Regions from separate parts of the Homo sapiens genome. Here region 1 is linked to region 2. Evidence: chromatin contacts called from ENCODE Hi-C or POLR2A ChIA-PET data. All regions are on one chromosome and are shown on one strand. Each heading gives the region's core, a stretch centred on a gene start or an enhancer-like site at or near the end of the contact. The rest is flanking DNA. Distances are from core to core; before and after follow the strand shown.

Region 1 (4,236 bases), core at 868-3,367, 110 kb after region 2:
CCATAGGCAGAGTAGCCCTGAGGGCTTCTGGTTGCCCGTTTTTATGGTTGTTTCCTGATTATAGGCTAAACAAGGAATGGATTATTCACAAGTCTTCCAGGAAAGAGGTGGACAATTCCCAGAACTGAGGGTTCCTCCCCATTTTAGATCATACAGGGTAACTTCCTGATGTTGCCATGGCATCTGTAATTTGTCATGGCGCTAGTGGGTGTGTAGCAGTGAGAACAACCTGAGACAGTTTTGACCCTTAAACAAAGTGGGTGATATGGCTGTCAGCAAGAGAAAGGCAGGTAGGCAGGACTTCTGGGAGGAACAGCCACCTGCTCAGGAAGAAACCCTTCCACCCCAGCTCTTCCACTACCTGTGCAACCACCAGCAAATCACGAGATATCTCAGATCCACGTCTGCAAAACGGACATAAATCTTAGCCACATTGACCTCACACTTCCTTTTTTTTTGTGTTTCATATGGGATAATTAGCATAAAGCTGTTTTCAAAGGAAAAATACTACACAAAGACCCAACAGGATAGTTGTTCTTATCACATCACTGTCATTTTGGCAATTCTTGAAATTGCCAGTACCTAGTGAGCTAATGACCTTCTCACTCAGAACCAGGGAAGGAGAATCACACTCAGGCCTTTCTCTCTGGTGCCTGAAAAGATTTTCAGTACAGTAGAGATGTGATCTCATTGTGACTCTCAGAAGCTGTGCTTAGGCTTTCAGTCAATAGGCAACCTCTTTGGGGATAAAAGAACCATCTTATTCACAATGGCTTGCTGTACAAAAAAAATTAGAATAAAAGAATTATTTAATTCGTTGATTTATTCACTACTTTTTAGCATTTATGATGTGCTCAGCAGTGAGTTGTGTGCTTATAGAGGGTGGTGGAATGAGCGGCGGTAATATAAGAAAGTACTTGAAATTTGATGCTGCTTTTAGGGGAAGCCAATGTGGCCACTTCTGCTTTCTTATTGACTATTGGAAATGTAGTACAGTACTAGTAATTGTACTCTGGAATGGGCCAGTGGAAGCCAATTCGGAAAAAGCGGTCCAAGGAAGACTATAATGCTTGGAAGGAGAAGGGGAAAATGACAGAGGAAAAGAAGAGAAAAGATGGAGAGAGAGAAAGAGAAGAGAGAAAAAAGAAATTATAACTTCTTCCACCTTTAAGGAAGTGATGAGCCCACATATAGCCCAGGTGATTTTGAGCTAAATATAAAGCTTGTGAATTCCCCCCAGTGCCCAATTTGGCCCCTAGAGGTGGAGACAAGTTCAGTGGCCACAAAACCAGAGACTCTAAGTTCATAGAAGGGAGGAGAGAATGGTAGATGTGTGGGAGCAGGGAATTTACCTGCTTCCTGTTTCGGCCCCTTTTGCTAAAGTGAAATGCTGTGGTTTTGCTGGTTATACTTGTTAATACAATTCCCTCCCCTTGCAGGATATGTGTGTGGTAACGGCACCATCTGGGTTAGCGAAATAGATACTCCGAGGTATAACACACTAAACACAGCAGGATGTTTATAAAATTCTTAATCTGGGCCCTTTGGACCACCAAGAATAGACATAGAGATTATACAAGCAAATTACTAAATCAGGCTGAAACCAGACATATAAGCATTTTCATAAATACTTAAAAATTTACCTATACCACGAGAGGCCAACTCTCAGACCATTCTCTGAGAAATACTAGACCACCCTGAGATGCTGGTACCTTAAGCACACATTGTCTCTTCTTGTTATGTGGTCATCACCACCAGGATATCCGCCCCTCTCCTGCCCTGAACATCTAGAGCAATTTGGCTGGGCACAGTGTTCTTTCCAGAACATTTGATTGCTATACTTACATAAGGAGAAAACTCTATTTTCATTTGAAGACTTCAGACCTCCTTCACAAAGTGATACTGCAGTGAGGAAAAAATGCAAACTGAGGAGCCACGAAAGCTTGCAGCTGAAACAGTGGGGTCTTAGACAAATGATTTTGCCTCCTCATCTGTACCACAATAATAAGAAAGTTCATCCGACAGAAGTATTTGAAAAAAGCATCTGCTTTCATGTCTGGCACATAGTAGGCATTCCAAGAAGGCTAGTAGCTCTTACCCACGCCCCTTTTGAGGTGATTTTCGCTTACAACCAAGCCAGAAGGAAGTCATAAAGCTCACGGGCCTTACATAGAGAGGAAGCATCAGAGAGTTCTCACTCACAGCCCTCACTGCTCAGTGCAGGAGCCGCCCCAGTTGACAGGACTCACTTCCTCTGTCTACACTCCCAAACCTTCTGTGCCCAGCAGTGTGTGCACATCTGTCTACACTGAGCTCTAACCAGAGTGCCTGGTTGGGGTCATGACCTGGCTCATTCAGCAGCATGAGCTGGAAAGGACTTTGGCTAATAGGACACCTGGTATCCAATAAATTCCCCACCCTGTATTTGTGACTGCTAAAAAGCCGAGTACAGATGATAGGCAATTCATTTTGATGGTAAAGAGTGGCCCGTTCAGGGGAGAAAAAGGGAGTCCCCTAAAGAGACCCTGGGTGCTCAATGCCAGGAGCAGAGTGAGCTTGTGTACGGGATGTGTGCTAAGGATGTGTATAGCATGGTGAGTTACATTTTTAAAAAATCACAAAAAATGTACAGGTCTAGGGCTGAAAGTTCTTAGAGCTGCCTCACAAGAGTTGAGGTCCTTTCCCATTGTTTGCAATCTCAGATTGGTTCTTCTTCCCAGGGGCACATGGCACATAGCACTTTGGTGATGGGGACTGCTTTGCTGATGTCAGGGTCAAGGGGTGCATGGACCATGGGCAGAGTGCTGGGCTCAGCCAAATGGTTCTGGGTAGGTCTTGCCTCTTGTAGCTTCAGTTTTCTCTTTTGTCTGGTGAAGTTATTACGAAAACTCATCTCTAGCCTTGGCTTATGGGATAATATTCTTGATAGGACTTTGAAAATTTGAGATTTTGATAGAAGTGTAAGGGAGCAATTTTTTAGATTGGTTCTATGTGCCAAGGGGGAGAGGGCAAACAAAGGCACATTGGGGTGCTGGTTATGAGTTTGCTTGCACACTCGCAGTGTTCTCTTCCCTGGTCTGGGGCATTGTGTCTGTTCACACAGTTGAAAACCAATGGTGGCCGTGGGCAGCCCTGGACCTCCTAAGGACACAAGGCGAAACCAACCACCTAGCCACAAAACAGACGCAACCAGAGCCTAGCTAGCTCTCCAGCCTCTGGGCTCTCCCTGCATGGACGGCCACTCTACCTACCTCTAAGACCTATCTGGGCTTGGAAAAGGAAGCTCCTGAGCAGCCTCAGCCCTGATGGTGAACTCAGCATCAAGCCACAGCTTCTATCAGTCAGCCTGGAGAAAGCAGGCCCAGAGATGCACATTAGGATCCTGCCTGGCTCACAAATTCCTCTGCAGTGAAGTGACAGGAGTCAAGCTAGTATTGCAGCCTGAGTCATGTCACCTCCCTTGCAGGTTTCCTTAAGGTCATGAGTCTCCTGTGCATGGATTCATAATCCATGATCCAGTTTGAGTAAGTTGGCCCATGGTTTAGGCTTTGGTCCCCAAGCTTCTGTTTTGATATCTGTCTGCTATTCCCTGTCCTTCCCCTGCAACAATCCCATCCTCAAATCCAGTTTTCCTGCATTTCCAAATAGCACCTTCTCCGCTATGGTAGACAGCTTCAAGGTAGTCCCCACTCATCCTCACCTTGAAGCCATACCCTTGAGCAGTTTGCTCTCACATTCACTCGGGGTGACCTGTGTGACCACAGTAGCATGCAGCTGACGTGACAATGTACAACCTCTGAGGTGAGGTCATGGGAGATGTCGCGGCTTCTGTCTTGTGCCCTTGGACCCATCCCCCTGGGGAAACCAGCCACCTTGCCATCAGCCCCAGCAGCCTTGTGGGAGGTTCCCTGGGGAGGAACCAGAGCTGTCCACGAAGGGTCAGGAGCCACCTTGGAAGCAGATCCCAGGGTCCAGGCAAGCCTTCATAAGACTGTATCTGGCCGACATTTGATTGTGACCTCATGTGAGACTTTGGGCCAGAACCACCAACAAAGCTGCTCCTGAATTCCCAATTCACAGAAACCGTTAGAGAATAATTATTTTAAGTTACAAAATTTAGGGGCTACTTGTCAAACAGATAACAGAACCAGAGAATAGATAACCAATACACCTGCTTCTCTAGTTTCCTTAAGGCAGTGCTCCACCTACCCATTGAACACCCCATTATACTCAGGG
Region 2 (4,246 bases), core at 1,189-3,688:
AACTTGCATAGGTAAAGGCCGATCATGGTGGGAAATCAAACAACAGGCAGGAATGGATGTGCTTGACAGTTGCCTGTATTATTAGACACTAGAAAATATTGTGCTGTCTGATTTTGTTTTTTCTTTACTGAAGAATGAGAATAATTCTTCCTTTAATATCCCTCCTCTGAAAGGTAAATGAGATAATCCTATAGCCCTCGCAAGACAATTTGACCTATAGGATATGTCACTTTGTTTCTAATTAATATTTCTAAACAAAATTTATTGCAGTATAAGTTACATCCAATTATGGAGTTTAATGAGTTTTTGACAAATATTCAGACCTGTGTAACCACCCCACCTTCCCCTTTCAGAACTTTCTATCACCTCGAAATGTTCACTTGTGGCCCTTTACATTCAAACCACCCACCCCAAATTCCAACTCCAGGCAATTGTTGATCTTTCTGTCAACATAGATTCATTTTACCTTTCTCAGAATTTCAAACAAATGGAATCATGCAGTATATACTCTTTTTAATTCAGCCTGTTTTTCTCAGTATATTGCTTTTGAGATTCCTCCAGGTTTTTGTGTGCATCAATAGTTCATCATTTTTCAATGCAGAGTAGTACTACATTGTATGACTATACCCCAGTTTGTTTACCATTCATAATTTAATAAGTACTTTATTTTTTAGCAGTTTGGGGCTGTTGTGAATGAATCTGCTATGAATGCTCATATACGAGTCTTCATGCGGACATTTATTTTCATTTGTCTTATATAAATGCTGAGGAATATAATTACTAGGTCAAAAGGTAACTATATATTTAACCATATAAGAAAATGCCAAACTTTTTCCAGAGTATTTACACTATTTTACACTCTCACCAGCAATATACGAGACATCTAAATAGTTCCAAATCCATGTCAACACTTGAGAGTGTAAGTCTTTTTAATTTTAGTCATTTTAATGAATTTATAGAGGTATTTCAATGTGATTTGAATTTGCCTTTTCTGAGTAACAAATAATGTAAAACATCTCTTTAGGTAAAGATTGATTGCCCATTTGTATTGTTTGTTTGTTTGTTTGTTTTGAGACCAAGGTCTCACTCTGTCCCCCAGGATGGAGTACAGTGGCGCAACCATGGCTCACTGCTGCCTCGACCTCCCTGGACGCATGTGATTCTTCCAGCTCAGCCTCACAAGTAGCTGAGACTACAGGTGCATGCCTGTACACCTGGCTACTTTTTGTGTTTTTTGTAGAGATGGGGTCTCCCTATGTTGCCCATGCTGGTCTCAAACTCCTGGGATCAAGTGATCCTCCTGCCTCGGTCTCCCAAAGTGCTGGGATTCCAGGTGTAAGCCACTGCACCCAGCCAATGTTGTCCATTTGGATGATATCTTTTTTGAAATATGCACTCACATCTTTTACTGGGTAAATATTGAGTTATCTTGTTGATGCATTGAAAGAGTTATTTATATATTTTGGATATGAGATATTCATTTTTTCACTATGAGATATTCTCATGAGATATTATTCATTATGAGATATTTCACTATATTCATTATAGAATGATGAATATTCACAAGTTGACTTTTGCCTCCCAGTTTGACATTTGCCTTTTTATTTTCCTGTTTTCCAAAGAACAAGTTTTTAATTTTTACGAAGTTCAGTTTTTCAATTTTGTCCTGTTTTCTTCTAGAAATGTTATAATTTTAGTTCTGATGTTTAAGTCTATAATCTGTTTTGACTTAAATTTTGTATGTATTTACAATAAGTGTTAAAGTTCCTTCCCACACTCACTCCCAATATGAGTATCCAGCTGTTCCCACACAATTTATTGAAAAGACTATCTTTCCCCCATCGAATTACTTTGGTACCTCTGTCAAAAACCGCTTGTCTATATTTACTTTTATTTAAAGAGTCTGTAATTTTTATGTGGCAAGTACTTTGGTTTTTTTCAATATTGGTGTTTAAGATCTATCAGGACAGGACAGAGGAGGCTTTATTCTATGGCTAGCTTAAGCCCTGCTCTCAAGGCCAACCATTTTGGAGTTTCTAACAAATGTTCCAGGTATTCAATAATGTCTGTCTTCACTCTGGCTGTTTGGAAATGGAATATCCTCCTACTCTCTATGAACTCTGTGAATTATTTAACTTACAGCTCTTTAGTAGTTTTTCTTATCCTGGCCTCATAGAGTTTTATTGGATGCAAGCTCAGCTTATTCAGGCAAAGACTCAAGGGGATTCCTGGGCAAATGTTTGGAGTTATTTTTCTTAAAAATTCCCTCTTCTCTGCAACCCAGCCCTTCCAACTTGAGCTGCCTCGGTCTCCCTGAATTTGGTTTTACGTCTCCTCACTCAGTGAGAGTGTTATGCTCTGCTTGTTCCCCCACTGTGCATGCTAGTTCAGAAAAGGTTCCCATGCAGAAACCTCAGGTAATTATGGGACTTGCCTTGTTAGTTTCCCTTATCTTATGAGTCACAGTCCTGCAGTTCCTATTGCTCAAGATCTGAACATGATGTGTCATGTGCTTTGTCCCATATTCTAGTTGTTTACAGCAAAAGAGCAAATCTAATATCAGTTATTCCATAGTGGCTATAAGTGGAAGATTTTGGAAACAGTGCTTCTTGAATTGTTTCATGTCTCCGCACTGTCAGACATACAAATTACTGATAGCCTTGTTGGAAGGATTGAATGGTAAGCATGCTTTATAAATTAGAAATAGTAAATTGCTCTGGAGAGATCTGAAGTTCCATCTCCATCAGAACTATTTGCTTACACTCTAAGAGTGATAAAAACCTAGAGACACCTTCCTTTCCTCTCCCCAGAGAGGATCTGTTTACATTTCAGAGCAGCAAGATCTCTTTCATTCTCCCCTCCCTTCAGGGCAGGTAAGACACATGTGCCAGCCATCTTATAGAAGCTTCAAGCATCATAAATAATCAATCAAGTATCAATAATCAATATCAAATTTACCTACTTGTGCAGCGGTTGCTTCATAGGAGAGAAAACTAACATTAGTTTTCTCTCCTATGAAGCAACCGCTGCACAAGTAGGTAAATTTGGCTCCCACTATGTTACCCGCGAAACAAGAATTGGGACATGGGGAACTAGTGCTGCTAAGATTCTCTGAGTGAATGATCTGTTTCTGACCCAGAGACCTGTGTTGTCAGAAAAAAATAGATAAGTAAATATAGGGAGATTTTTTTAAAGACTCTTTTAAAGTCTCTCGTGATTGTAAACTTAATCCATGCTCATATTTAAAATCTTTAAAATAAAAATCAAAAATTATGAAAAGAAAACACTGTAAACATTTTGACATGTCTCTGAGGAGGAAAAACATAAAGAGAAGATGAGGAAAAAAAGGGGAAAATGTTTAAACTGTGTTAATAGTTTTTTTAAATTTAGCATTATGTTGTGAGCTATTTTCTCTGTTGCTGAATACTCTTTGAAGCCTGGCATTTAATAATTGAATAATCTTCTATTCACTAGATCTCCTTTGGTTTATTTAAATATTCACCTATCACTTGACATTTAAGTCATTTCAAGCCTCATTTATTATAAAGAATGTGACTTGCATGTAAGTTTTTAGCTACATCTGTGATTAAATCATATTCTTGAGATACAAACACACAGGTGAAAATTTTAGGTCAAATGGAATGAACTTCTTAAGGAGTTAGAAATGTCATTCATATGACCAAATTCTTTGGCAGGTTTTGAGATGGGCTTCTGTTTTATTTTGAGGAGAAGCTTCTGCCTGCTTTTTGATAGCCAACAGACAAAACTTGCATGTCAAGAACCTACAGAGAAGGATGAACCGACTTGTCCTGGCTATCAACAATCTGCAGGAACCTCTGAGCACCTACCTCCCTCCCCATTCAAATAGTTTGCACATTTTGCACTCTTGGAGAAAAAGAAATTTTCTTTGTTTTCTTGGTTTCCTTATTTTGTTGTTGTTATTTTGTTTTCAACTACAATATTTAATCAAAATTATACATTCAAGGTGAAGATCCATATGCCTTAATAACAGTGATACAGAATTAAAGTCTCACCAGAAATGCTGTTTGAAAACGAGTGGACTTTTCTTTAAGATTTATAATTTGGGGATGCTCTCTTGCATAAGATTACAAGTTCAGATTTTGTAGACAGATCCTTGGTCAATTGACTAGGCTGTCCCTGGTCTTTCTGCACACTGGACATGCTTCGGCCAATGGTTCTCACTATTCTTACTAATGTTAGACCCAACATTATGGCAGGAGTAATA

Evidence for each region. Hi-C counts contacts between places; a loop is a spot of excess contacts on that map. ChIA-PET counts read pairs that join two places held with the same protein, here RNA polymerase II (POLR2A). Pooled maps may share reads with other maps.
Region 1: a loop to region 2 is called in a pooled map, with 4 times the contacts of the local background. The contact joins two enhancer-like sites. A Hi-C loop is called at or near these places in 1 of 37 single-sample maps with no recorded cell type and 3 of 50 pooled maps. POLR2A ChIA-PET finds 5 or more read pairs at or near these places in 2 of 52 experiments (Panc1 and activated CD8-positive, alpha-beta T cell).

The regions. Positions count from the first base shown.
Region 1 is chr1:221,776,559-221,780,794 of GRCh38, forward strand. No RefSeq gene overlaps it. Among named protein-coding and RNA genes, the nearest start is that of DUSP10, 37 kb to the left of the region's middle. RefSeq lists enhancers at 1,012-1,101, 1,172-1,221, 1,252-1,301, 2,352-2,401. Within about 2 kb of position 2,118, at least 8 of the 41 ENCODE cell types and tissues checked have a DNase peak (open chromatin) inside an H3K27ac peak, as active enhancers do.
Region 2 is chr1:221,665,238-221,669,483 of GRCh38, forward strand. No RefSeq gene overlaps it. Among named protein-coding and RNA genes, the nearest start is that of DUSP10, 75 kb to the right of the region's middle. Within about 2 kb of position 2,439, at least 4 of the 41 ENCODE cell types and tissues checked have a DNase peak (open chromatin) inside an H3K27ac peak, as active enhancers do.